Linked DNA regions of Homo sapiens: region 1 is linked to region 2. A link is an interaction called in ENCODE POLR2A ChIA-PET data of the cell type or tissue named here. Cell type or tissue: OCI-LY7. All regions are shown on one strand. Each heading gives the region's core, and the rest is flanking DNA. Links, peaks and the distances in the headings are about the cores only.

The links. ChIA-PET counts read pairs that join two places held together with the same protein. Peaks named below come from ENCODE experiments on the same cell type or tissue, not always from the same donor. Only the 100,000 strongest peaks of a DNase experiment are listed, where the experiment ranks them.
Region 1: POLR2A ChIA-PET joins it to region 2 with 10 read pairs; 7 of 35 experiments call an interaction of 5 or more read pairs at or near these places.

Annotation. Positions count from the first base shown.
Region 1 is chr12:32,648,106-32,653,484 of GRCh38, reverse strand. LOC124902914 (a long non-coding RNA gene) reads right to left here and starts at 2,987. Exons shown (of 2, transcript XR_007063270.1): 1 at 2,721-2,987; 2 at 1,126-1,375. In OCI-LY7, for the core only: no CTCF peak of the experiment used is centred there; no DNase peak of the experiment used is centred there.
Region 2 is chr12:32,402,157-32,407,535 of GRCh38, reverse strand. The region is part of intron 1 of FGD4 (FYVE, RhoGEF and PH domain containing 4); the gene reads right to left. Among named protein-coding and RNA genes, the nearest start is that of FGD4, 5.3 kb to the right of the region's middle. RefSeq lists enhancers at 774-1,759, 4,671-5,379. In OCI-LY7, for the core only: a CTCF peak has its summit at 5,029; no DNase peak of the experiment used is centred there.

The sequences.
Region 1 (5,379 bases), core at 323-5,322, 250 kb before region 2:
TTTGTAATTAATAAGAATTTTATGGGCCAGGCGCGGTGGCTCAGCATGTAATCCCAGCACTTTGGGAGGCTGAGGTGGGCGGATCACTTGAGGCCAGGAGTTCCAGAACAATCTGGCCAAGATGGTGAAACCATGTCCCTACTAAAAACACAAAAATTAGCTGGACGTGGTGGCTCACGCCTGTAGTCCCAACTACTTGGGAGGCTGAGGCACAAGAATTGCTTGAACTCCGGAGGTGGAGGTGGCAGTGAGCTGAGATCCTGCCACTGCACTCCAGCCTGGGGACAGAGCAAGACTCCATCTCAAAACAAAACAAAAAAGCAATTTTATGGAGACATATTTTGAGATTATGTAGTTATCCTGGTCAAGAATTTTTTACCCATCAATGTCCACTGAGGATTCTGAATGATTCCTTTGTTTTGTCAATTGCTAATGTTTTCATTTTATCATTTCTTCTACACTTACTTGTTGACATCCTACTATAAGCACTTTTTCTTATCATTTATTTATTCATTCTTTCATATGTTTGGATTCCTGTGTTCCTCCTTTATTCAATGGATTTTATAATCCATTGCCATCATTTTAAATTTTTTTTGTTAATTTTTATGTTTAACTGTCCCAGATTTTGCCAGTGGGAGACCCTTCAAGCTGCCTCCTAGTTCTTCTGACATGTCCCCATCATTCTTTGGGCCCTTTCTTACTTTCTGGTACAATATAATATTCCAGGCTTATTGTGAATTTTTCCTGCCCAAGCCCTTGAATCAACCATTTCTTCAAGGAATGCTGGTTCTTTTTAGTGGAAAATGGTGTTTAGAAAACAAAATACAAAAACAAAATTGGGGTATTACTTCTAGACCCTCACAGCAGACAGCTAGAAAATATGTGTATATGTACATTTATATAACCCCCCACATAGGTATTATATGTACTATATCTATATTTATACTTAGCTAAACCATTAATACCTATTTTCCATTCCAATAACATAGGATTTATTATGTCCCCCCTTCCACATCTATATCTGCTTTCTCTGACAGTAGGAAACTTGGCTCCCATTATCCTCAGCATATTTATTTACTGGATTAGTCAGGGTTCTCTAGAGGGACAGAGCTAATAGGATAGATGTATATATGAAGGGGAGTTTATTAAGGAGTATTGATGCACACGATCACAAGGTGAGGTCCCACAATAGGCCGTCTGCAAGCTGAGGGGTAAGGAAGCCAGTCTGAGTCCCAAAACCTCAGAAGTAGGGGAGCCGACAGCGCAGCCTTCAGTCTGTGGCCAAAGGCCTGAGAACCCCTGGCAAACCAATGGTGTAGTCCAAGAGTCCAAAAGCTGAAAAACTTGGAGTCTGTTGTTCAAGGGCAGGACGCATCTAGCACGGGAGAAAGACAAAGGCCAGAAGACTCAGCAAGTCTGCTCTTCCATCTTCTGCCTGGTTTATTCTAGCTGCGCTGGCAGCTGATTAGGCAGTGCCCACCCAGATTGAGGGTGGGTCTGCCTCTCCCAGTCCACCGACTCAAATGTTACTCTCCTTTCGCAGCACCCTCACGGACACACCCAGGAACAATACTTTGCATCCTTCAATCCAATCAAGTTGACACTCAATATGAACTATCACATTCACTGAGTTCTAGAACTCAGCAAAACAAATAAACACATGTTAGAACTACTAAGCTCTACCACTGGGAAAAACAAGCCAGGGATCTAGAGTTCAATATTTGTTTGCACTCTGAGTCCACATACTGTATGCAAAAGTTTGAGTTAGTTCTTTTTTCTCTTCAGTGTGGTTATGTTTTTCATTTGGTACCATTTGATATATGGATATGTTCACTTGTTTATATTTGTACTCCATGGGGGAGGGGAGTGTTCACCATTAGGGGTGTGTGTGTGTGTGTGTGTCTGTTTATAAAACACTGAGATGGTTCAAAAGTCAAAACTCTGCAAAAAGGTATACTCACGAAAGCATCATGACTTTTTTTAGCAAATAATTTTTCATTTCTTTCTTTCTTTCTTTCTTTCTTTTTTTTTTTTTTGAGACAGGGTTTCACTCTGTCACCCAGGCTGGAATACAATGGTGCAATCATAGCTCACTGCGACCTCAAACCCCTGGGCTCAAGCGATCCTCCTGCCTCAGCCTTCTCAGTAGCTGGGACTACAGGCTCATGCCACCATGCCCACCTAATTATTACTACTTTTTTTAAAGATAGGAGGGTCCTCACTATCTTGCCCAGTCTGGTCTCTAACTCCTGGCCTCAAGTGATTCTCCCACCTTGTCCTCTCAAAGTGGCAAATAATTCTTTTTTATTGAGAGTTCTTCCTCCTATTTTTTTTATAACTGTGGGCCTGGATCCTTTGGTTCATTTACCCTGTATTCATTCTGTGCCTTCCTGTTCTCCAGTCTTCAAGCACATACATAGACATACACACAAATTCAGCAGATAGTAAAAAAAACCACAAGATGATCTTTCAGATGACATACATTTTTCCCACTTTTAAACATAACATGATTCTATGTGGAAACAATTTTTTAAGTTAATTTTTTGCACCGTAATTATTTTTGTTTGGTGTATGATAATGACATATTTAAGTGATCATCTAAAAATAGCAATTTTTGTGAAAATGCCACAGTGGGCTATGAGGCCCTAATCTTATTCTATAAAAGCAGAGCATTTCCTTTACTAAGAGAGTAAGCAAACTGGTTTTCTGTTTTTACTTACCTGCAGGACAAAACAGTGCATGAATCACTTCCTCTGTAAGAAAGTGATGGTAGCCTAGGCGCTCATTATCCAAACCATTTGCCAGGTCCACTCTGCCAGCCCCATTTCCTCAGGATGTCTGTCCTTCAGCACTTTCGGCTCCTTCTGGGACAGTCATCAGCTGCCTCTAATCTCCTCACAGTCCAGGTGCTGTGATAATGGTGGTGGTAGTGGGCTGAGACTGTATGTCTCTCTCTCTCTATATATATATTTTTTCTTGTAAAATTTTTTTATTTTTTATTTTTTAAATTATTATTATTATTATTGAGATGGAGTCTCGCTCTGTCACCCAGGCTGGAGTGCAGTGGCGTGATCGCGGCTCACTGCAAGCTGCACCTTCCAGGTTCACGCCATTCTCCTGCCTCAGCCTCCTGAGTAGCTGGGACTACAGGCACCCGCCACCACACCCAGCTAATTTTTTTGTATTTTTAGTAGAGACAGGGTTTCACCGTGTTAGCCAGGATGGTCTTGATCTCCTGACCTCGTGATCCGCCTGCCTCGGCCTCCCAAAGTGCTGGGATTACAGGCGTGAGCCACCACGCCCAGCCTAATTTTATTTTTTTTAAGCTGCAGGTCTTGCTATGTTGCCCAAGCTGGTCTCGAACTCTGGGTTCAAGTGATCTTCCTGTCTCAGCCTCCCAGGTGAATTACAGGCATGATGCCTAGCTCTGAGACTGATTTTTTAAAAACAAGAATCCACTGTGCCAAGGTTGACTAAGATTTTCACCATTATATTTTGAAGTCCTGTTTTTTCTCTTTTTCCTTTTTTTTTTTCTTTTCTTTTTGACACAGGGTCTTGCTCTGTCACTCAGGCTGGAGTCGGGGAGGATTGCTTGAGCCTGGGAAGCAGAGGTTGCAGTGAGCTGTGATCATGCCACTGATTCTAGCCTCAGCGACAAAGCAAGGCTCTGTCTCAAAAATAAATAAGTAAAAATAAAATTGGGGCCAGGAGCGGTGGCTCACACCTGTAATCCCAGCACTTTAGGAGGCCGAGGCAGGTGGATCACGAGGTCAAGAGATCGAGACCATTCTGGCCAACATGGTGAAACCCCGTTTCTACTAAAAATACCAAAATTAGCTGGGCTTGGTGGCATGTGCCTGTGGTCCTAGCTACTCAGGAGGCTGAGTCAGGAGAATCGCTTGAACCTGGGAGACAGAGGTTGCAGTGAGCCAAGATCACACTACTGTACTCCACCCTGACGACAGAGCGAGACTCCGTCTCAAAAAATAAATAAAATAAAGTTCGGAGTTGACAGCATGAAAGTATGAAAGTATGTGTGAATACTAGTGGAATGAGTGCAGATAAAGGAGATAAGTCACAACATACTTAGGCCTGAGACACCCCTGAAAGGTGTGAAAAACAGCAAAGAAGACCAAGAAAGGGTTCAAGAGAAGAACATCAGGGGTTTGGGGCTGGGCGCTATGGCTCACACCTGTAATCCCAGCACTTTGGGAGGCTGAGATGGGAGGATCGCTTGAGTCCAGGAGTTCAAGACCAGTCTGGTCTGCATGGAGAGACCTCCCCATCCCTAAAGTAAATACATAAATAGAAAAAAAATCCAAGGGTTTGGGGTTCTACAAGCCAAGGGAAGAAAGTGAATTAAGGAGAGCATGACCAAGTATGTCAAATGCTACTAAGATGAGGACTGAGAACTTGACTATTGAATTTAGCAGCATACAAGTTATTGGTAACCTTGATATAAGAGCAGTTTCAGTGAAATGGTGGGTGCAAAATGCTGACTGGAATCCGTTCAGTAAAGAACGGGAAGAGAGGAATTGGAGACAGTAAGTATAGAAAACTCTTTCAAGGAGTGTTGCTGCTAATGGGAGGAAAAGTGGAGTGAAGAGGCTTACGTTGGGAAGAATTATAGCAGGTTTTCGCTAATAAGATTCAAGAAGAAATCTGACATTACATGAGAAAGGGAGAATGGCAGGCGAATGGGAAATTGGATACTGTGCACAGGTGAGGGACCCAATTAGGACAGGACATGGATAGGCAGGGAGAGAGAGTATATGGTCTCAAGAGGTAATAGGTGGCTTAGATATGGTTGTGGGAGGCTGTCCCCTGCTGATTGCTTGTATTTTACTAAAGTGGGAAGGAAGGTCATCTATTGGGATGGAGGATTGGGGATACAGTGGAGGTCTCAGGAGGAAGTAGTGATGACCTAGTAATAAATTTTAGGTGAAACCAATCTGCTTTGTTCAGCCACATGGGTACAAGTATGAAAACAGAACTGAGTAAACTGGGGATTTGGTTTTGCCAAGCGAGACAAAGCTAGACGTGGCGAAGGAAGTGAGTGAATGTGAGGGAGTGATCAGTGACTGAACATCGGATTTAAAATGGGTAAGGGTAGAAGAGAGGACATCAAGAGCTGAGGGACAAATTATTAGCTTTTTAAAATCTGTTTTCTTTCTTTTTTTTGGAGAGGGGGAGGTAGGGACAGAGTTTCACCCTTGTTGCCCAGGCTGGAGTGCGATGGCACTATCTCAGCTCACTGCAACCTCCACCTCCCGGGTTCAAACAATTCTCCTGCCTCAGCCTCCCAAATAGTTGGGATTACAGGCGTGCGCAACCATGCCCAGCTAATTTTGTATTTTTAGTAGAGACAGGGTTTCACCA
Region 2 (5,379 bases), core at 221-5,220:
CTGTCCTCAGGACCAAAGTGGGGTTTACCCATGTTTGGAAATGCACAGAAGCTTATAAACCTGGTTGTACATCAGGATCGTCTGGGCACTTGTTAAAAATACAGCTTCTTGGCCAGGCGTAGTGGCTCACGCCTGTAATCCCAGCACTTTGGGAGGCTAAGGCAGGTGGATCACCTGAGGTCAGGAGTTCAAGACCAGCCCAGCCAACATGGTGAAACCCCGTCTCTACTAAAAGTACAAAAATTAGCTGGGCATAGTGGTAGGTGCCTGTAATCCCAGCTACTCGGAAGGCTGAGGCAGGAGAATCATTTGAACCCGGGAGGGGGAGGTTGCAGTGAGCCGAGATCGTGCCATTGCACTCCAGCCTGGGGAACAAGAGTGAGACTCTGTCTCAAAAAAAAAAAAAAAAAAAAATACAGCTTCTTGGCCGGGCGTGGTGGCTCATGCCTGTAATCCCAGCACTTTGGGAGGCGGAGGCGGGTGGATCACGAGGTCAGGAGTTCAAGACCAGCCTGGCCAAGATGGTGAAACCCCATCTCTACTAAAAATACAAAAATTAGCTGGGCATGGTGGCAGGTGCCTATAATACCAGCTACTTGGGAGGCTGAGGCAGAGAATTGCTTGAACCTGGGAGGCGGAGGTTGCAGTGAGCTGAGATCACACCACTGCACTCCAGCCTGGGTGACAGAGCAAGACTCTGTCTCAAAAAAACAAAAAGCAAACAAACAAAAAAAAACAGCTTCTCTAACCCTACCCCTCAGATTCTGAGTCACTATGTCAAGGGTGTGGCTAGAGATTTTTAATTAGCAATCCCAAGTAATTCTGAAACAGCTGGTAGAATGGCATTTGGAAGCCAAGCAGATCATCAGAATTATCTAATATACTTTTTAAAAATGCAGATCCATAAGCTCCTGTCCAAACCTACTGAATCTCTCACCACATTTCACATGCATAAATTTTTTCTTTTTTTTTAAATTTTTTTGAGATGGAGTCTAGCTCTGTCACCCAGGCTGGAGTGCAGTGACACAATCTCAGCTCACTGCAAACTCTGCTCCCTCGGTTCAAGCGATTTTCCTGCCTCAGCCTTCCAAGTAGCTGGGATTACAGGCGCCCACCACCACGCCTGGCTAATTTTTGTATTTTTAGTAGAGACAGGGTTTCACCATGTTGGCCAGGCTGGTCTCAAACTCCTGACCTCAAGTGATCCGCCTGCTTCTGCCTCCCAAAGTGCTGGAATTACACACATGAGCCACTGCGCCCAGCCCCACATCCATATATTTAAATGCATCATGTAGGCTGGGCACAGTGGCTCACGCCTGTAATCCCAACACTTTGGGAGGCTGAGGCGGGCGGATCACCTGAGGTCGGGAGTTCGAGACCAGCCTACCAACAAGGAGATAACCTGTCTTTACTAAAAATACAAAATTAGCCAGGCGTGGTGGCACATGCCAGTAATCCCAGCTACTCGGGAGGATAAGGCAGGAGAATCACTTGAACCCAGGAGGCGGAGGTTGCAGTGAGTCAAGATCGCGCCATTACACTCCAGCCTGGGCAACAAGAGCAAAACTCCATCTCAAAAAATAAAATAAAATAAAAAATAAATGCATCATGTTCTAATCCTTTTTCAATCAATTTTCCAGCAAATGCGTATTTGAAAAAAAAAAGAGATTTGAGTAAGAGCAATACAAGTAAGTACTATTGATTGAATTCTGGTTCTGAACCAGAACTATATGTATGTTATCTCCCTGTAAAAGGACTGACTCCAACAGCAGGTGACCTCAGGCAGACCCCCAATCAAGTTCCCGTTCCCTCAACAAATTCCAGTTCCTCTTCTCTGTTACCAGTTAAAACCATGAACCTAGATTTCCTTCAGCAGAGAAAAGGAATGCAAGCAAGCAGGTGACTGTGGAGTAAGAGTCTCTCAATGCTCTTAGGTCCACAAGTTTACATGGCTATTCATTAAAAGACCACTGACTAGGCTGGGCGCAGTGGCTCACGCCTGTAATCCCAGCACTTTGGGAGGCCGAGGCGGGTGGATCACCTGAGGTCGGGAGTTCGAGACCAGCCTGACCAACTTGGAGAAACCCCATCTCTACTAAAAATACAAAATTAGCCAGGCATGTTGACGCTTGCCTGTAATCCCAGCTACTCGGGAGGCTGAGGCAAGAGAATTGCTTGAACCCGGGAGGCGGAGGTTGTGGTGAGCCGAGTTCACTCCATTGCACTCCAGCCTGGACAAGAGTGAAACTCCTTCTAAAAAAAAAAAAAAAAAAACCACTGACTGCTCTTTAAACTGTTCTTGGAGCCAGGCACGGTGGCTCACGCCTGTAATCCCAGCACTTCGGGAGGCTGAGGCGGGTGGATCACAAGGTCAGGAGATCGAGACCATCCTGGCTAACACGGTGAAACCCCGTCTCTACTAAAAATACAAAAAATTAGCCGGGTGTGGTGGCAGGCGATTGTAGTCCCAGCTACTCTGGAGGCTGAGGCAGGAGAATGGCGTGAACCCGGGAGGTGGAGCTTGAAGTGAGCCGAGATTGCGCCACTGCTCTCCAGCCTGGGCAACAGAGCCAGACTCCGTCTCAAAAAATAAAAATAAAAAATAAAAATAAATAAGCTGTTCTTGGAAGGAAATTCTTATAAGAAACTTTTCCTGGTTCCAATTTCAGAGCCCATCTTTAAGGAGCTTCTAAGAAGCATTAATGATATTCATGCACATGCACACCATCCATCATTTTAGTGTAAATCTTTACTTGTTTAGAACATTGTATGATTCTAATAATACTAAAGATACTTTTATTTAAAAATATAATATAGATTTTTTAATGTTACAAATAACATTAGCTCTAACATATGAATGCAAATGACCTATGGTTATTGCTTTACGTTGGGCCACTCAAAGCCCTGGAAAACCTTAAGAACAGGTGTTAACAGGCATGCAAGCACTGAAGCCAGTGACATAAGTCTGAATCCTGCCTCTGAAATTTACTAGGTGCAGGGTACTGCAATAGGACTTTCTGAAACTTTTTTTCCTTCCCTAAAATTGTAATAATACCACCTATTTTTTCAGGGTTGTTATAAGAACTAGAGGTAACATACACATAGTCCTGGTTCAGTGCCAGAATTCAATCAATAGTACTTTTTTGTATTGCTTTCACCAAAATTTCTATCCCTCTTCCCCAGAGATGAAATTAGTACTCTAGAAGTTCTCAGGATACTGGGGTATATGTTGAAAATGTGAGCATTCCAGCCATGGTGAGTACCAGAAAAAAAAAAACTGTACTTACATAGAAAGTTTACCAAGTAAATAATGTGAAAAGTCCCTCACCACAAAGCACCGAGATGCTGAATAAATTACAACAGATATTCAAATACTCAGATACAACAAATGCATGGCTGAGCTCATAACAAAATAAAGGAGGTGCCCAAAGGCAAGCAAAAAAAAAAAAGAACCCAAAACTTAAACACAAGTAACTAACTTGTAAGACCATGCTGCCCAAGAGGCAAAGTCATTGCCAGGAACCCGAAAGCCTAGGGGACTAAGAGCCTTTCAGGGGACGGAAGTTTTGGCCTTGGGTTTTCACAATAGGAAAAAGCTGAACCTGAGGCCTGGAACTAAGGTTCCATAAAAGGGAGCATTGGGCCGGGCACGATGGCTCACACCTGTAATCCCAGCACTTTGGGAGGCCGAGGCGGGCGGATCACGAGGTCATGATATTGAGACCATCCTAGCCAACAAGGTGAAACCCCGTCTCTACTAAAAATACAAAAATTAGCTGGGCATGGTGGTGTGTGCCTGTAGTCCCAGCTACTAGGGAGGCTGAGGCAGGAGAATCACTTCAGCCCAGATGGCGGAGGTTGCAGTGAGCCAAGATTGCACCACTGCACTCCAGCCTGGCGACAGGGTAAGACTCAGTCTCAAAAAAAAAAAAAAGATGGAGTTTTGCTGCGTTGCTCAGGCTGGAGTGCAGTAGCTATTCACAGGTGCAAACACAGCATACTTCATCCTCAAACTCATGGCTTGTAGTGATTCTCCTGCCTCAGCCTCCCAAGTAGCTGAGACTATAGGAGTGCACCGATTATAAGGATTGTTATCTCTGTTGTCCAGATGAAGAAACGTAGAAATTAAGAGACAGTCCAATTCACACAGCTAGCTATGGAAGAGGGACTAGAACGTGAGTGCTATATAACCCCAAAGCCTATGTCTTAATTGCTTCACCTTTCTGTTTCACTTAAATGGGGAGCTTCACATTCAGGAATACACAAAGGATGCAGTTGGTACACTTTATTATTTTTGCCAAAAAGCACAGAACTCTAAAAACAGCAGGGTTTATAACCACAGAACATGACATAACAATGCTAAATGGAATTTTCTGCCAAGTTCTTGAGTTTTCAGTTTTTGTTCCTTCTTCTTTAAGAGGGAAAGTGACATTTCAATTGAGTAATGCCTACTTTGTAATGCGTTTAAATTTTGTGGTTTTCATATATAAATATTTTCCTAGGTGCTATAGAATGAACTGGCACTTTTCAGTAACTTAAATCTGGTTTACTTTTTGATGAGGGGGAAGAACAGACTTATCTAATGATACTATTGAACTAATAGGGAGGCAGATTTGAGTCAAAGAAGAAAGCACTTTCTAAAATATTTTTTACCCTTCCCAAATTGAACAGGGTGTGGTCATCCAGTAGTTTGAGACTACTTCTCAAAACACTAGATCATTCTCCTACAGATATTACAGATTTTATCATGGTAAGGGGAATGGCTGTACCTATTAAGATAATTACTTTTCGACCCTGAAAATAGCAACAAGAATTTTGAGTTTCAGCCGGTTTACAATATCGAGACAATGTAACACACCTAGAAAAGGTAGTGCTAGGTTCTCCATTTTAAAAAAAACTGCTCTGGGTTTTCTTTGAATTAAAAAAAAAAAAAATGGTGTGTGCCTGTAGTCCCATCTACTTAAGAGACTGAGGCAGAAGGATAGCTTTGAGCCCATGAGTTCGAAGCTATAGTGAGCTACGATTGTACCTATGAATAGGCACAGCACTCTAGCCTTATCCTGGGCAACACAGTGAGACCCCATCTCTCTCTGACTCCCCTCCCCTCTCTCTCTCTCTCTCCCTCTCCCTCTCTTTTTGAGACAGGGTCTCACTCTGTTGCCCAGGCTGGAATACAGTGAAACGATCATGGCTCACTACAGCCTCCACCTCCTGAGCGCAAGCGATCCTCCCACTTCAGTCCACAAGGGGTCATTTTTTGCAGAGACGGGGTTTTGAAATGTTCCCAGGCCGGTCTCAAACTCCTGGGCTCAAGCGATCCTCCCCCTCGGTCTCCCAAAGTGCTGGGATTACAGGCGTGAGCCCCCGTGCCAAGCAATC